Linked DNA regions of Homo sapiens: regions 1 and 3 are each linked to region 2. A link is an interaction called in ENCODE POLR2A ChIA-PET data of the cell type or tissue named here. Cell type or tissue: A673. All regions are shown on one strand. Links, peaks and the distances in the headings refer to the core of each region. The heading gives the core; the rest is flanking DNA. Region 1 overlaps PRKCB (protein kinase C beta). Region 2 has its middle 19 kb from the start of CHP2. Region 3 overlaps PRKCB (protein kinase C beta).

Region 1 (6,154 bases), core at 2,260-4,759, 280 kb after region 2:
TTTTTTTTAAATTGGAGGTAGGGTAAGAAGGACTGGGCCAGGTCGTCCTTCCCACAATTCCAGTCTCACTGTTTCTATCTATTGAAAAGCATTTCTGGCATTTGCTTGGTACCTTTCCCTGGTTTCTGGGCTGAAATAGATTTTATCCCATTTTTAAACAATTCCTTCTGATACTTTCAGGGGTAGTTTGTGGATGAGAGCAGAGTGAAATGCATAGGCTCAGGTTTGTGGCCTTGCAAGTTAATAAAGAGTGTGGACTTTGGAACTAGCCTGCCTGGGCTCCAATCTTGGCTCTGGTACCTACTAGCTGTGTATCATTGTTTTCATTGTTTTGTTTTGTTTTATTTTGTTTTGTTTGAGACAGGATCTCACTCTGTTGTTGGGGCCAGAGTTCAGTGGTGCAATCATAGCTCACTGCAGCCTCCAATTCCTGGGATCAAGTGATCCTCCCACCTCAGCCTCCTGAGTGGTTAGGACCACAGGCATACACCACCACACCTGGCTAATTTTAAATTTTTTTGTAGAGATGGGGTCTTGCTATGTTGCCCGGATGGGTCTTAGCCTCCCAAAGTGCTGGGATTACAGGCATGAACCATTGTGTCCCACCTTAGCTGTGCACTTTAAATAAGTCACTTGACCTCTCTGTTCCTGTTTCTTCATTTACAAGGTGAAGATGATAATATACTACTTCTTAGGGTGAGTATTAAATAAGTTAACCTATGCAAAGAGGTTAAAACAGTGCCTAGCATATCATAGAAATGTTTGCTTGACCCAGAGGCCTGAACCTGCTTTGCCTTCAGTGTTGGTCTTTAGGTCCTGGCTTCACTCCTTAATGCTGCATCTCAGCCTTTCCTCATGAAACTTTCTGTCTTTGATCCTTTTCACTCCTTAACTGTGAATCTCCCAAATTCCACTGAGCAGTGATCAATTCTTGGGGCATCTTGCTCTGTGTTCCCAGACATTCCTTCACCCTCATTTTCTCTCCATGGCCAAATCCTATAGTGCCTCCTAAATAATTATAGCTGACATGTATGTAGCACCTATCATATGCCACGTGCTGTTCTAAGTGATTGATATATGCTAACTCATTTAATCCTCACCCTATGAGAAAGATGCTTTTTTAACACCTATTTTATAGAGGAGGAAACTGAGGCCCAGAGAAGTGAACTGACTTGCCAGGTCACATAACTAATAAGCAGAGTCTGGATTTGAGTTTGGCTCTAGAGCCTGCTCTTAGCCACCATGTCCCATCCTCACTGAGAGGACCCTTGTTCAACTCCACTAACCCTCTCTGGACAAGTAGCCTCTGGTCCTGTCTCCCTGCTTCCTCTCTGTCTCACTGGCCTACCCTTTCCACACCTTTCTAAAAACCAAATGTGATCATGTCATCCTCTTTGTTGAAAACATGTCAATGGCTTCCCATTGTTCTTGGGACAAAGTAAATACTCTTTGAAGTGGCTGCGAAGCAGGGTGGACATACGTCCTCCTCTGCCAAGCTTGCCTATAAACCAAATTGGTTTGTTCTGTTGTGTCAGCGTACCACAAGGCTGGTGCCCTTGTCATCCTCACAAGAGTCCCTGTTGGAAGATACAGGATATGATTGTCCTACTCATGAGGCCCTGCGTGCTCTGGCGTCAGGGTCCCTCCAGCCTTTGCTTGACCACTCTGAGTACCTTCGTTCACTCCTCTGTTCATCCTGCCACCAGGCATTTGCACATACTTCTCCCTTGGCTGAGATACTCTTCTCTCTCTTCTTCCCTGTGAGTTCAGTGGGTCTCAATTCTAGTTGCATTGTAGAATCTTCTGCAGGGCTTTTTAACTGAATGCAGTGTCTGCACCCATTCCAGACCAACTAAGTCCAAATCTCTGATTGATTCAGAACCTCTCAGTTGCATGCAGGGTTAAGGGCCCTGGTCAACTCACGCTGGTCCTCTAGACTGCAGCTCAAGCATCACTTCCTCAGGGAAGCCCTTCCTGACCTCCCTGACCAGGCCCATTTCCAATATTTTGTACTCAGCACACCACATACCTCTTCTTGCTGTCACATATCTTAGGGACATCTAAATATTAGGTTGGTGCAAAAGTAATTGCGGTTTTTGCTATTGTAAATAATGGTGCAATAGTAATTAGTTAAAAGTAATTAAAAATAATGGCAAAAGCACAGTTACTTCTGCACCAACCTAATATTTACTTACATGGTGACAAAGAACCCAGATTCTGGATAAAAATGAATCACTAGCTGTGTGACCTTGGGCGAGTTACTTAACTTCTCTGTGTCTCAGTTTTCTCCCCTATAAAATAGGAATAGTCAAAAACCTGTTTTACATGGTCGTTGAGGATCAAATTAGTTCATAATATGTAAGGCGCTTGGAACAGTGCCTGGCACATGGTGAGTGCTGTATGTGGTAGCTGTTACTGCACTAGTAATTATTACCCCCTGCTGGGATCTGTAAATCCCTGAAGGTGGGGTTGGCATCCGTTGTTTGATCACTCCACACCTAGGATGCTGCATGAACATAATAGCTCTTCAATACCTGTCTGTTCAGCAGAGTGGCGTCCTAGTGAGGTTCTTGGTAAAAGATGAAAGGTGAGATGTGGAATTGCAAAAAAAAAAAAAAAGTATAGACATCAGAGTTGGCCTGCACAGAATTCACCTTCCTCAGTTAGGGCCCTTGTCTATGCGGGCCTGCTGGTTCAGGGTCATTGTTTCTAGCGGTCATGAGGATCAGAGCCTGCCTGGACTTGCTGTGTGCAGAGTCCCCGGTGCAGATGGCCACCTGGCAGGCATTTGCTCCAGCAGCATCCTTTGCAGGAATGGGAGGCTCCTCTGTAATTCACAAACTCACCGTGTCCTTCTATACAGAGGATCTTTCTGCTCTTCTGAAATGCAGACTTGGGTGTGCTGAGAGCTTCTGTGACAGAGGGTGCTGTCAGGAAGCTGGGCATCCAGGGCTGCACCTGGAAACCAAGCTGGCAGCGGCTTTGCAAGTTGAATAATCTTATGTTGTGATCTTGCATTTACGGGACCCCCCACTTAGCAAAAAGGGGTGCTCAGACCACTTCCCTTAGTTGGCTTACGGCACTGCAGGGGGAGAGGGGTGGGGAGGGGAGGAGATGGGTGTGGTTTTGTGGGTGATGGAGGATTTATTTATAATGTGGGTGTGATCCGTTGCCATGTGACTATTCCCTGAAACTACTGTACACCCTGAGCAATGAATGCACAACCCGGCCTGCACAGGAAGAGGTGGGGCTCACTCTGTGAACAGCCTCCACCAGAACTCGAAGGCCCCCTGGGGAATACCAAGCCTAACCCCTTTGTTTTCAGAAGGAGGAACTGAGACCAGACCATGGCAGTGACTTGCCCAAGATCACAGATGTCATTTTTATTCTAAGCTAACATTTGTCATATGGATACTACATGCCAGTCACTGTGCCAAGCTAAGCATCATCATTGTGATTTCATTAATCTGTACACATCTAGAAAGCAGGCTCATTATATTCAGCAAACACTTGCATAGTGTATATATGATGTGCCAGGCACTGTGCTGAGTCTTTTACAAATATTAATCCATTAAATTCTCATAATCCTATGAGGATTTAGTGTGATTATTATTTCCTTTTATTTATTTATTTAAGACAGAGTCTTGCTCTTGTCACCCAGGCTGGAGTGCAATGGCATGATCTCGGCTCACTGCAACCTCCACCTCCTGGGTTCGAGCAATTCTCCTGCCTCAACTTCCTCCCAAGTAGCTGGGACTACAGGCACCCGCCACCATGCCCAGCTAGCTAATTTTTGTATTTTTAGAAGAGATGGGGTTTTACCATGTTGGCCAGGCTGGTCTCGAACTCCTGGCCTCAAGTGATCCGCCCGCCTTGGCCTCCCAAAATGCTGGGATTACAGGTGTGAACTGCCGCGCCTGGCCTTATTTCCATTTTAAAGATGAGGACCCTGAAGCTCAGAGAGGTTGGGTAACCTGTCCAAAGTCACACAGCTGGGAGGTCATTGAGTTGGGAGTCAATCTCAGACAGTCTGGCCTTGAAGTGTCTGCTCCAGCACTGTCATTTCTCTCCATGTGACAGCTCTTCTCTCCATTTTACAGGTGAGAAAATCAAGGCTTATATAACTCAAGTAGCTTGCTCGAGGCTGCACGACTGGAAATTACCAGAGCTGGTGTTGAATTTGCACATTCCAGCTATAGAATCTGACCCCTGATCTCATGCTAAACTCCCTCTCAGTGGGGCTAGGGTCTTTTGGCTGAGGGGTCCAAGCTGGGAACAGGTCACGGGGGTTGAGGCAGAGCCTGAAGCCAGCAGGTGGAGGTGGGGTGGTGTCAGCCAGGTCTACCTGGGTTGACTCTGAACCTCATGCAGTGGAGCAGTTACTCCCTTCCCATGGGGCAGAGCCCCAGCTAGGTGGCCATCGCCTGGTTACACCCTCTAATTCCTTAAGATTTCAGCTTAAACTTCATTTTCTCAGGGAAGCCCTCCTGACTCTATCCAGCCGACACTCTCCTTGTAAATTCTCTAAGCACTGAGTGTCTCCTTTGCAGCTGTTGGAAGTGTACATTGGTTTATGCTTCTTTATTGTTTTCCCCAACTAGACTGACATAGGGAAGGTACTCAACGAATATTTGGTGACTAAATGGTTAAATAAGTGAATGGCTTATAGCTGTAGTAGAAGGAATTGGCACAGGAAATCAAGACTGAAGTCCAAGAAGTGGAAATATATATAAGGTTTATTGGGAAAAGTCACAACTCAGTAGGCACAGGGATGCCCTGAGCAGTGATAATTAATAATTAATAGTTAATAATAATAGCTTGTACTTATTGAGTGCCTGCTCTGTGTCAGGCAGCTGTTTTAAAGGTTGTGGGTAATTCATTCCCTAGAACCTCACAAAACAAATATTGTTATCCCCTAGGGATAACTACCGCTAGGGTTATTATCCTAGCTCCCCCTAGGGTTGTTGTTCCTAGACAGTTAAGGTTAACTAGGGATAACATCAAGAGAGCTGGCCCAAGGTCACCATTTCTTCCCAGCTTTTAACCAACGTTTTGAGAATACAGTATTCCCCATCAAAATCGTGGCTCACCACGGCTGTGAGTTTCACCCAGCGGCCTGGGTGGTCATGGTGAAAGCTAGAAATACATCTCTGGAAGACATTTTCAGGTATGCTACAGAGGCTGGCATACCCGGGCTAAGAGCTGCTGGCCTGGCTAATGAACTAAGATCACTCGTTGAAACAACAGGTATAAATCTCCAAGCAGAAAAGACTCGCTTAACATGGATGGCAAATGTTGTCTACCAAGAAGACCCAAGAAAATAATCAAATACCCTTTGCCAAGAATGTCTGGTTATAAAATAAAGATATAAATGACAATAACTTTTCTGTATTTTAGCAACAACCAGTTAAAATAAATTTGAAAAAATCCCAGTTAAAATAGCAATAAAGAGGTAAAATACCTAGGAATAAATACTTAGGCCCCAACTAAGAGAGTTTATGGGGGAAAAAATCTTTTCTGGAAAAACACAAGAAGGCTCAAATTACATGTGAATTCCACCCCTAGCTCCCCCAATCTGTTTTTCTCCTGGCAGCCGTGGTTCTATATCACATCCCACCTCACCCCTTAGCTCAGCCACAGCACCCAGCTCTGCACAATTCCTTATTCTAAATTCTGATTGGCCCAGTTCTTCCTTCATAAATTTCATATCACTGACCCAACCTTGGTCTATTCAGCATTGGCTGGAAGTATGAGGTCAGATGCTTTACTGTCCACTGAGCTGGTGCTGTAGGTTGGAATTTTTCTAGAAGGGTCAATAAGTTAAGCAGCCAATGATTGGCATTTCCAGCACAATCTGGGAGAATACATGGATAAGAATAACCAAGAAAAATTTGAAAGTAAGCAGGAATGCTAGGGGAGGGGCCAGTGGGTATAAAGGTGTGTGCCTCTAGATACCAAGAGCTTATACTATGGTATGGTGCAACGGTGGGGAGAGAGAGACAGATCAGTGGAGCATAAGACAATATTAAAAAATGAGCCGAGAATACATAAGAAATTCGTGTATCATAAAAGAGGCATTTCAAATCAGCAGGGAAAAGATGCATTTCATACATTTGCTGTCTAAACATTAAGAGTAGAAATAAAGGTCTTTCTT
Region 2 (6,154 bases), core at 1,413-3,912:
AGGGTGCGGTGGCTTATGCCTGTAATCCCAGCACTTGGGAGGCTGAGGCAGGCAGATCACGAGGTCAGGAGATCAAAACCATCCTGGCCAACACGGTGAAACCCCGTCTCTACTAAAAATACTAAAATTAGCTGGGTGTGGTGTCGTGCGCCTGTAATCCCAGCTACTTGGGAGGCTGAGGCAGGAGAATCACTTGAACCTGGGAGGCGGAGATTGAAGTGAGCCAAGATAGGGCATCTGCACTCCAGCCTGGTGACAGGGCCAAGACTCCATCTCAAACAAACAAACAAACAAGCAAACAAACAAAAAAATAAATTATAGAACCAGGCAGGCCAGTCTCAAAAACAACAACAACAACAACAACAACAACAACAACAACAACAACAACAAAACCAGGGCCAGGCATGGTAGCTCACACCTGTAATCCCAGCACTTTGGGAGCCCGAGGGGGAGGATTGCCTGAGCCCAGTAGTTCAAGACCAGCCTAGGCGACATGGTGAGACCCTGTGTCTAAGAAGAAAAATAAATAAATAAATAAAATAAAGAGCCAGACTTTGAACCTTGGTGATCTGACTTCAAATCTGAAGTTCTTAACCTCTGTGCTATATTGCATTTCAGAGAAAATCCTTTGGACATGTTTTTGTTTTGTTTTGTTTTCTTTTCTTTTCATTTCCTTAGGATGGAATGATTTGGCTGTGAGTTTTAGATTTCGGTGGAAGCACGAAACTGATGATAATAGTGGTAACATTTGCAGGGTGGTGGCTTATTTCGGATCATGGAACTGTCTACTTAGGCTCTGGGATTATCCTGGGTGCATTGCCTAATCCTGCAGACTAGATCCCAGGTGTGGGTGGATCCCCTCATAGAACATTATTTGAAATGGGAACTGGATTGGAGGTGAGTTCTTGGCTGTGTGTCATAGTGTGGCTGAAACTGAAGCAATGAGCTCACTCACTTTAGAAGTCTTTGGAAGCAACAATAAAGATGGCCGGGCACAGTAGCTCACACCTGTAATCCCAGCACTTTGGGAGGCCGAGGCAGGCAGATCACCTGAGGTCAGGAGTTCAAGACCAGCCTGGCCAACATGGGGAAACCCCGTCACTACCAAAAATACAAAAATTAGCCCGGCGTGGTGGTGGGCACCTGTAATCCCAGCTACTTGGGAGTCTGAGTTAGGAGACTGGCGTGAACCTGGGAGGCGGAGGTTGCATTGAGCCAAGATTGTGCCACTGCACTTCAGCCTGGCCGACAGAGTGAGACTCCATCTGAAAACGAAACAAAACAAAACAAAACAAAAAAACCCAGTAAAGAGACACTCGTAAGGTCCTCAAGGGTCTGCCCGTGGGTTTTGTCAGAACTCACAGTAGCTCTCCAGACTACAGTCAGAATAGTTCTATTCTGGCAATTCTCCCTTGCAACTCTGGCTCTCTGGCTCTCTGGCTGACAAGAGGTTTGGCTTTTGTTTTGTTTGTTTTGAGACAGGGTCTTGTTCTGTCGCCCAGGCTGGAGCGCAGTGGCGCTGTCTTGGCTCACTGCAATCTCTGCCTCCTGGATTCAGGCGATTCTCTTGCCTCATCCCCCCACATAGCTGAGATTACAGGCCCATGCCATCCCGCCTTGCTAATTTTTGTATTTTTAGTGGAGACGGGGTTTCGCCATGTTGGCTAGGCTGGTCTTGAACCCCTGACCTCAAGTGATCCACCTGCCTTGGCCTCCCAAAGTGCTGAGATTACAGGCGTGAGCCACCGTGCTCAGCCTTGCTTTGTTTTTTTGAGACAGGGTCTCGCTTTGTCCCACAGGCTGGAGTGCAGTGGGATGATCACACCTCACTCCAGCCTAGACCTCCTGGGCTCAAACCATACTCCCGCCTCAGCCTCCCGAGTAGCTGAGACTATAGGTGCACACCACCACGGCCGGCTAATTTTCGTATGTTTTTTTAGTAGAGACAGGTCTTGCTATGTTGCCCAGGCTGATCTTGAACTCCTGGGCTCAAGCAATCCTCCCACCTCGGCCTCCCAAAGTGCTGGGATTACAGGCATCAGCCACCATGCCTGGCTAGAGGCTTAGTGTTAAGTCTTTTATTTACCTGGAGAAAGTGTGAAGAGGAATGTTGGCCTCTAGGGAAGACCCCTTTCCATCCGTGGCCTCCTGAGGGGCCATTCAAGGTGTTAGGGAAAGTTTGGACTCTGGCTTGATGGTTTCGTTTTTGTTTTTTCTCTTTCACAGCTTTGAATGGTTCCTCTCTTCTCTCTCGAGGCTGGTGTGGCAGAAAGATCTGGGGCTGTTTCCTGCTATGTGTGTGTGTGTGTGCGTGTGTGTGTGTGTGTGGTTCAGAAGGGTTTGGTTCTAAGTAGATCTTTGGAAAATCTTTCCTCATTAAATTGGTGACATTAACCCAGAGGAGCCAATTAAAGGCCTAATGCAAAACCTACTTCCAGCGGGGGGCAGTAGAGTGTAGCAGTTAAACATGTGGGCTTCGCTTCTGTATTTGGGTTTGAAACTGGCTTCAACCAGTAGTTGCCACGCATTTGTGATTACACGCCTCTTTCAGTGAGAAATTTTTGAACCTGCACCCTCAAATATATATATATATATATATATATATATATATATATATATATATATATATATATATATATAATTATTTATAAGTTGTACGCATAATTCTGGTCCTATTTGTTATATCATAAAACATAATAAAATTGAAATTAAGAATGAAAAAATAAAATGAACTCTTAAAATGCTTTATCGAGGCATAATTGACAATGAATTGCACATATAAAAGAGCATGATTTGAGAAGTTTTGATATATATATACACATACACACACACACCTATGAAACCATGACACAATCAAGATAGTGAACACACCCATCAGACCCAAAGGTTTTCTTTGCCTCTCTGTAACTACTCCTCACCTGTTTCTGCTCTTCTATCCCTGAGTAACCACCAATCCGCTTTCTGTCACTATAAATTAGTTTGCATTTTGTAGAGTTTTGTATAAATGGCATTGTACACTATGGATTATTTTCTTGTCTGGCTTCTTTCACTCGGCATAATTATTTTGAGTTTCAAGCTAATTATGGATGAAATTAAGGATGAAATAATGATGGAGTTAATTATTAAAAATACTGTTTTATTTTGTTTGTTTGTTAATGGTAGAAAATATTTGTGCTTTCAAATTGTAGATTTTTTTTTTTTTTCAATTTGAGATACAGTCTTGCCCTGTTGCCCAGGCTGGTGTGATCATGGCTCACTGCAGCCTCGACCTCCCAGGCTCAAGTGAATCCTCCCACCTCAGCCTCCCAAGTAGCTGGGACAACAGGCAAGTTCCACCAAGCTCCGCTAATTTTTAAAGTTTTTTTTTTTTTTTTTTATACAGATGGAGGTCTTGCTATGTTGCCCACACTGGTCTCAAACTCCTGGACCCAAGTGATCCTTCCACCTCAGCCTCCCAAAGTCCTGGGATTACAGACATGAGCCACCACACCCAGCATATAGAGATTTGTCTTTATGTCCTGGATACTAGTTTTTTTCTTTTACATTAGATTGAATTTTTTTAATTTAATTTTTTTTTGATGGAGTCTTGTTCTGTTGCCAGGCTGGAGTGCAGTGGCACAATCTCAGCTCATTGCAACCTCTGCCTCCCAGGTTCAAGTGATTCTCCTGCCTCAGCCTCCCGAGTAGCTGGGATTACAGGCACCCACCACCACACCCAGTTAATTTTTGTATTTTTAGTAGAGACGGGGTTTCACCATGTTGGCCAGGCTGGTCTCGATCTCCTGACCTTGTGATTCACCCGCCTCTACCTCCTAAAGTGCTGGGATTACAGGCGTGAGCCACCGCGCCTGGCCTAATTTAATTTCTGAGTAAGTAATACATTCACATGGTTTCAAACCTAACCATATAAAAACATACAAAGTGTGAACTCTCTCTAACTGTTGCTCCCTATTCATCTAAATGCACCATGCCCTCCCACATTCCTAAATAAGTTTCTTAGGCATCTTCTGGATTTATTTATGCAAATATATACACATATGTATGTATATATAGATATGTACTTTCTTGGTATTCTCTGGTTTTTTTGTTTTTTATTTTTTTGAGATGGAGTCTCACTGTGTCACCCAGGCTGCAGTGCAGTGGTGCGATCTCGGGTAACTGTAGCCTTTGCCTCCCATGCTCAAGTGATTCTCCTGCCTCAGCCTCCCGAGTAGCTGGGATTACAAGTGTGCACCACCACACCCAGCTAATTTTTGTATTTTTAGTAGAGACAGGGTTTCACCATGTTGTCCAGGCTGGTCGTGAACTCCTGACCTCAAGTGATCCACCTGCCCTGGCCTCCCAAAGTGCTGGGAATACAGGCATGAGCCACTGCTCCTGGCCACATTCTGTTGTATTTTTAACAGAAAAGATAGCATATTATTCACAATCATGCATATTGTTCTACAACTAGCTTTTTCATGTGACATATCTTGGAGATCTTCCTATATGAGTTTGTAGAAAGGTTTCTCCCTTCCTTCTTTCTTGCCTTCCTCTCCTTCCTTCCTTCCTTTCTTCCTTCCATCCTTCCTTCCCTCCTTCCATCCTTCCTTCCTTCCTTCCCTCCTTCCTTCCCTCCTTCCTTCCTTCCTTCCTTCCTTCCTTCCTTCCTTCCTTCCTTCCTTCCTTCCTTCCTTCCTTCCCTCCTTCCCTCCCTCCCTCTCTCCCTCCCTCCCTCCATCCCTCCCTCCCTCCCTCCCTCCCTCCCTTCCTTCCTTCCTTCTTTCCTTCTTCTCTCTCCTTCCCTCTTTCTTACAGCTTCATTTTATTTCATGGTACTGTACTTTATTTAACCTGATGGACACTTGGATGGTTTCTGTTTCCTTTTTTTTCTTTTTTTTGGCTAGGTAAAAAACCAATTTTGCATCAGATAACCTTGTGCACATATCATTTTACAAACATGCGAGTGTTTCTGTAGGGTTAATTCTTAGAAGTTGGATTGCTGAGTCTAGGAGTCCATATAATATATTTGGGATTTTAATGGATAGTATCCACATGACCTCTGCAGGAGTTATACCAATGAACACAACCCTCTACAGGGAGAAACTGAAATGAGAGTGCCTAGGTCCTGAGAGCCTCACCACCAGTATATTTTTCCAACTTCAGAATTCTTTTTTCTATTCTCAGAAATTAAAAATGGTATCTCCGTGTAATTTTAATTTGTGTTTCTCTTAAGGCTGAAGTCAAATTAGATGCTTAGTTTTATGTATGTATGTATGTATGTATGTATGTATGTATATATGTATGTATGTATGTATGAATTTGTTTACTTATTTATTTTTGAGACAGTCTTGCTCTATCACCCAGGCTGGAGTGCGTTAGTGCAATCTCGGCTCACTGCTTCTGGTTTCAAGTGATTCTCGTGCCTCAGCCTCCTGAGTAGTTGGGATTATAGGCGTGTGCCACCACATCCAGCTAATTTTTTGTATTTTTAGTAGAGACAGGGTTTTTCTATGTTGGCCAGGCTGGTCTTGAACTCCTGGACTCCGCTGATTGGACCAGGCGTGGACACTTGATCCCAGCTAAGCCAAGTAGATCTATTCTCTTTAAAATCTGAATTGATGGCGAGCGGGTTTGGGAACCCTGGAGTGGTAAGATACTGTAGGATCTGGGTCAGAGTTGATGCTGTGGAACCCAAAGTCAAGGGCAACTCTGTTTTTTTTTAGGAGATGGGATCTCACTGTTGCCCAGTCTGTTCTCAAACTCCTAGCCTTGAGGGATTCTCCTGCCTCGGCTTCCCAAAGTACTGGGCTCACAGGCATGAACCACTGCACCCAGGCACTAAGTCAAGGGCAAGTCCAAGTTACGGAGGAGACGGACTGTGGGAGCCTTTTAGAGGACACTGACTTACAGAGAAAAAAGAGAAATACCCAGAAAGAGAGAAGCAGAGAGGGAGATGATCTGCACCCAAAGACAGACAGACAGAGAGAGAGAGAACAAGAGAGAGCCAGAGTGCCAGGTAGCTGGTTAGCTGAACTTCTTGCTCTAGGTTTCCATGAAATTCCTCTGATCCTTATACTAAAATACGTTCTTTATAATGTATTTCATTTCCTTCAACAAATCCCCAGCATTTGGATGAGAAATATATAGAATGCATGCATATACATTGCTGGTG
Region 3 (6,154 bases), core at 1,882-4,381, 450 kb after region 2:
CAGGTGCCTCTGCAAAGCATGTCTGTCATTCCCTGAATAGCTAATATAAAGAAACAGTTCAGGTGGGCACTGGCCTTCTTGTAAAAGAAGAGTGAAATCTGTCTCCAGAAGAAACATGAACTGCAAACCTCCCTGATAGGGTGCCTTCTCTTTTCTAGATAATTGCTTATCAGCCCTATGGGAAGTCCGTGGATTGGTGGGCATTTGGAGTCCTGCTGTATGAAATGTTGGCTGGGCAGGTAATTGAATTTTAAGTGATCGATAAGAGAAGTCCTCCCTACCCCCATCCACATGGTTTCTTTAGGAGAATGCATGTTTGGTAACAGCTCATAAATTGGAACCTCTATGACTTTCCCGGCCTTGGGGTCATACAAGTCTGTGGTCATTTGAAAGCCTGGGTGTGTGGCTTCACTGTGGGCCCCAGGGAGGAGGGTCTGCCAGTTGAGGGGAGCTAGGGGGAGGGTTCAAGCAGGGATTCTTCTCCTCCCACCCTCCCCTGTCATACAGGCACCCTTTGAAGGGGAGGATGAAGATGAACTCTTCCAATCCATCATGGAACACAACGTAGCCTATCCCAAGTCTATGTCCAAGGAAGCTGTGGCCATCTGCAAAGGGGTAAGTGCATCTCTTAAAGCTGTGACCAGGACCACCACATAAAGGCATGTGGGCTGTACCTTGCCCAAGAACACCCCACCAGGGGGGAACACAGCCTGAACTCCACCCTTCACTCCATTTGCCAATATGAGAACCCTGATGTGGAGCTGCTACCTCCCGGAGGAGAGAGAGCTTTTTTTCTGATTTGCACAGAAGTGCTGTAGAGAGCTGCCTGCAGCTGCGTCTTGCTGCTGGCTGGGCTGCAGTCTCTGAACCAGCACAGGGGAATGCTTATTGAATGAATGAGGTAGAAAGCACAGAGATTTTGTCAAAGAGCTGGAAGTCATGGGAAAGGGCACAAGAGGTCTTTTGCACAACTCAGGCTATCTTGCCCTGCTCTGCTGTATGTGTTTAGTTAATACTAAGAGCGTGCAACTTTTGTTCTAAAAAATACCACGCCGTGTTGAGGTTAAGGAATTCTCTAGATAAGCAGACTGAAATTCAATGTACTCAAAATCCCACTGTCTCCTCTCCCCAGACACACACACAAATGGCTAAAAGGGCATGCACGCTTGGACATCTACGGTTTATGCACAGGGCACCTGTGAAGAAAGCAGGATGTGTGTTTATGGGGAAGGATTGTTTGTTTTGCATCTTGTGTTGGACCAGGGCATACTCACAGTGACTTCTGTGAGATCCTAAAGATCAGCGACCCTCACCTTTGGAGCCATCAGAATAACCCGAAGTGCCTTACCAGAATGCACATGCTTCTGCCTTACCCCAGAGATTAAGTCTGGGTATGAGTATTTTGGAAAAGTCTCCATTTGGCTTGCAGACCACTGCCTTTAAAAATACTGTCCAAATGAAGTGATTTTTCAACTCTGATGGAAGCCTGAAAGCAATAGAATTAGACGCCCAGAAAATATGTTCTACACATAATATACTAATAAAGGATTTGCTCTCCCTCCACCCAGTGGTACAGGTTAGAACATGGCCGTGCCTTAATCAGTGGGTTCCCACCTGTGTGTCTGAATAAACCAGGGCTGCCAGTCCTAGATCTGTGGGATGCTTGCAGACTTTTCATGCCCTACTTTGTTCTTCCTGACCCCAGCCAGATGCTGGATGCACTGTCTTGGGTGAAGGAAAGCTGGGAAACTCAGGCAGGCCAATCTGAGGCTTGGCCCAGTTTGGAATAGCTGGGCCAGCCTCTCAGCCTAAAAGCGCCTTGTCACACTGCCTAAATTCCCACTCTCAATGAATCACCTAAGGTTTGCACCTCAGCTGCATAGGCTAAGATGCATGTATCCCTGGGGAAACCACCTGTGAATTAGTCTCAATCCCGAACATCTAAAGTGAATTGCTTGAAAATATTTTCTTTGAGGGTGTGAGGCAGGGAGAAAGAAAGTGAAGAATAGAGAGGGGAGTCCCAGAGGTGCATTAGGAACCCAAGCAAAGCCCATAAAGAAAAAAAAGGCACACACGAAGGCCTCCACAGGCCCCCGTAGACAAGTTATTGAAGGGTGGGGGCGGGTAGAGAGAAGGTGGTACCTGGAGCTTTTAGTTTGTTTAATAATTACCAGCATATAAGGATCCAGAGATTTCTCAAAAACATTCAGCTTTCAGGTTTCTCTTGAAAAATCAGATCTTGCCACATTGGCCTGTCATTCTTACAAAGCACCAGTCAGCTGGATTGGAAACCATGGCCCTCTGTAGTTGGAGCTTGCCCTCTGTAATTCTCAGACGTTCTCATTTGGCCAATTCTCTCCAAGTTCAAATCCTGGTTCAGGCATTAATTGCCGCAGGACCTTGGGGAAGTTGTTTGACGGCATCTGCAGATTGGGGATAATAATAGCACTCCACATTGGGTTCTTTGATGACTAAACAGCTGAATACTGTAAATCACTTAGAATAGAGGCTGGCACTCTGCTCCAAGCCCCTTGGAAGTTATTATTACTATTACTAGTGCTGACGCTATTGTGTTATCTGCCAGGTTCCTCTTGGCATTTGAGTTTGCATCCCCTGGAATTGCAACTTTTAAAGTAGGGGATTTTGGAGATCAAGGGACCCTTTGCAAATCTTGACCCTTCTACTTTCTAGGCACAAGGTGTTTTTGTTTTGTTTTGTTTTGTTTTGTTTTGTTTTGTTTTGTTTTATCAATGTCTCGCTCTGTCGCCCAGGCTAGAGTGCCGTGGAGTGATCATGGCTCACTGCAGCCTTGATCTCCCAGGCTCAAGGGATCCTCCTGCCTCTGCCTCCCAAAGTGCTGGGATTACAGGCATGGGCCACTGCACCCAGCCTAGGTGCAAGATCTTAAGCCACTTCCTTTGCATCTCTGGGCTTCTGTTTATTTTAAAAAATGGAATAGTAGTACTCATTGAAAAGAGTTTTTGAGAGCATTAAATGAGATAACATAAGAGAAAGCTCCTTGCATGATGTGGGCACATAGTAGGTGTTTAATACATCCACAGGGTCCTCCCCTTCACACGCCCGCCCTGCCTGGACAGCTGGGGGTTCTAAATGGGTCATGGAGGAAAGAGCATTTTCCAGGTCAGCTGCCTTCAGCTCCTGCTCCAATTAGCAGTTTCCCTGGTAGAGCCGTTTTCTATTAATTCAGGACCCATAACCTTCATGATTAACTGGGGTGACTCTCTTACTATTGAGTTTGGGGACCATTATTAATTGAGTGGGCTGAGTCCAATGGGGCTCTTCCTTCAAGGAGGGTACTCCAAAAACGAGTGATGCTCAAGCAAACAGCCAAATGCTTCCTCTGGAACAGCGAGCCCCAGGGGATACGTCTGGGAGGTGATCAGAGATTGGAACAGTGATTAAATCCAGCTGTCTACATGGCTTCGGGCACATTAGAGCAGAGTGCGGGAACTGGGCAGAGACTCCGAATTAATGCTGGATGTTTTTGCAGTACCTTTTCTTTGCTTGGCATCCTCCTGCTTAGACAGAAATTCAGTTGAGCTTTTGAAAACAGTCACCTGTTTAATTGAAGCAGTGTCCTTTATATGTCCATTCCCTTAAAGGCCCGATTTTCTACTAAAAAAAAAAAATTAGTAAAACCTTACTCAGATGGCTATTCCCACTTTGAACAAACTTGAAGCAAACAGAAGCCCAAATAGACAGGACCTTAGGGTGAAAACCAGCAGACACTGAACAGCTGAGACTGAACATAAAGCTATAAGAGTCCTGAGCCAGGCAGAGCTGTTCAAAGCCTTGCCCTGCTCCTTAGCTGTTTGACCTTAGGCAGATGACTTTACTTCTCTGCACCCACATCCTTTACCTGGAAAATGGGGGATAATAGTTGCTGAGGCCTTAGAGTATTGTTGCAAAGTTTAAAGAGTAATGGGTAATGGCCGGGAAGCCTTTAGCACGGAGCCTGAACGCATATGATGTTGTCATACTCAGTACACGGAAGCCGTTATTGATGTTATTATCAGTGTGAACCAAAACCTCACTGCCCTTTCTTTCCTCCCATCCTAATCTTACACAAATGTCAAGCCTTGGCTCAATTTCCTCACCCTCCATAAACCTCTCCTGACAAAGCCAGGCCACAAAAATTCCTGAGAAAACCACGTGTGAAATGCACTCCCATTTTTCTTAAAAGCCCAAGTTTTAGAGCTAGGCAGAGGTGGAGTCTGCACCCAGCTCTTACTGACTCTACCACTTCCTCTCTGGAGTCCTTACTGTTCCTCAACTTCTCTGAGTGTTCATTGCCTTTTTATTCAAATGGGAAAAATAGTATACTCACCTCATTGGGTTATTATGATGATCAGGGAAGCTCATGCATGTAAATAAAGAAGTAGCAGCTCGGCGCGGTGGCTCTTGCCTGTAATCCCAGCACTTTGGGAGGCTGAGGCAGGCAGATCATGAGGTCAGGAGATCGAGACCATCCTGGCTAACATGGTGAAACCCCGTCTCTACTAAAAATACAAGAAAATTATTAGCTGGGCATGGTGGTGGGCGCCTGTAATCCCAGCTACTCGGGAGGCTGAGGCAGGAGAATGGCGTGAACCCGGGAGGTGGAGCTTGCAGTGACCCGAGATCGCGCCTCTGCACTCCAGCCTGGGTGACAGAGTGAGACTCCGTCTCAAAAAAAAAAAAAAAAAAAAAGAAGTAGCTAGCTTAGAATGTAAGTGCTCAGTTAATTTCCCCACCCTGGAGGATACACTTTATATGACAAGTACATGCTTGTGTGTGAGACCACAAATTATCTTGCGAGGGGGCAACAGGCTGAGTGACTGTCCAACAGTGTAGGAATGAATTTCTGGGTTCATTCCTTCCCCATCATCAGCAAGTCCTGGGCAGAAGATTCTGCCATCATGGGCTTCTCAATGTGATGTCAACTCTGGAAAGCTTTTGGACTTGTATGCTTCTTTCTTTTTTTTTAATTAATCACCAACTCTTCTGTCTTTACTCCCTGTGCATTTGCTCAAGTCTTGAGATCAGAGATATTTTCATGCTGCTTTGGACTCATTTACAAGAGGAAGCCTGTCTGGTTTCATCTTGGCGCATCTATTCATCTTGTTATTTAGCACTCAGAGACCCAAAGATGGAGGGTTTTGATAATTAAGTAATTTAAACGGAACACCAAAGAAACCTCAGCGGCTTTGTGTGTAATGTATGATACAAGGGAAATGAGCTGGGCTAGGTTTTGACTATTTAATGGGCTTTCAGAAAGTAATTACTTGAAACTTGGGCCCCTTTGACTAATACTTTTTCTTCTGTTTTGTCATTTTTGCAAGTGCTTTACTGAGAAATGCAAATGGTATCTGAATGAATGTAGCCTTTGCTTTTGTCAAACTCCAGTTTTCTTGTTGTGGGAGGAGGGAAGTTTGAAGATATTGAAACTGTCCTAATTAAATGCACTGGTAATTGCACAAAACTTATTCTTAAACCAAAATGGATAAATGGATCATGTGGCATTTATTTTTTTCTTTCTGTTTTTTTTTTTTTGGTTGTTTTTTTGGTTTTGTTTTTTTTTTTTGAGATGGAGTCTCTCTCTGTCGCCAGACTGTAGAGTGCAGTGGCGCGATCTCAGCTCACTGCAACCTCCGCTTCCCGGGTTCAACAATTCTCCTGCCTCAGCCTCCCAAGTAGCTGGGACTACAGGTGTGTGCCACCATACCCAGCTAATTTTTGTATTTTTAGTAGAGACAGGGTTTCACCATGTTGGCCAGGATGGTCTCAATCTCTTGACCTTGTGATTCGCCCGCCTAGGCCTCCCAAAGTGCTGGGATTACAGGTGTGAGCCACTGTGCCTGGCCCTCATGTGGCATTTCTAACTTGAAGTTCACGGCCACATTCAGGCTTCGTTTTGATTAACCATAACAGATGATTGGCAGTGGGTCCTATTATCAGGTCCTCTCCTGCAAATTCCTGGCTGGGATTTTTTGCTGGGATAAAAAGCAAAAAACAAAAATGAGTTGAGATTCTTCATTTGCGCTTTCTTTCCTAATGCATTGGAGTAATAATTTCTGAGTGTCTTACATTTCCTCTTCTGAAACTCAGCAAATTCAATGTTTTTCTTTCTCTCGAAGCTGATGACCAAACACCC

What was found. Peaks named below come from ENCODE experiments on the same cell type or tissue, not always from the same donor. Only the 100,000 strongest peaks of a DNase experiment are listed, where the experiment ranks them.
Region 1: POLR2A ChIA-PET joins it to region 2 with 5 read pairs; 2 of 35 experiments call an interaction of 5 or more read pairs at or near these places.
Region 3: POLR2A ChIA-PET joins it to region 2 with 5 read pairs; 1 of 35 experiments calls an interaction of 5 or more read pairs at or near these places.

The regions. Positions count from the first base shown.
Region 1 is chr16:24,011,178-24,017,331 of GRCh38, forward strand. The region is part of intron 3 of PRKCB (protein kinase C beta); the gene reads left to right. Among named protein-coding and RNA genes, the nearest start is that of PRKCB, 180 kb to the left of the region's middle. RefSeq lists enhancers at 3,274-3,393, 3,504-3,573. In A673, for the core only: no CTCF peak of the experiment used is centred there; DNase peaks (open chromatin) are centred at 2,384 and 3,244; H3K27ac peaks cover 1,591 bases.
Region 2 is chr16:23,732,949-23,739,102 of GRCh38, forward strand. No RefSeq gene overlaps it. Among named protein-coding and RNA genes, the nearest start is that of CHP2, 19 kb to the right of the region's middle. In A673, for the core only: a CTCF peak has its summit at 2,428 (motif pointing right); a DNase peak (open chromatin) is centred at 2,453; H3K27ac peaks cover 1,779 bases.
Region 3 is chr16:24,184,953-24,191,106 of GRCh38, forward strand. It overlaps PRKCB (protein kinase C beta), which reads left to right. Exons shown (of 17, transcript NM_002738.7): 14 at 159-239; 15 at 508-615; 16 at 6,138-6,154. Among named protein-coding and RNA genes, the nearest start is that of MIR1273H, 15 kb to the right of the region's middle. In A673, for the core only: no CTCF peak of the experiment used is centred there; a DNase peak (open chromatin) is centred at 3,399.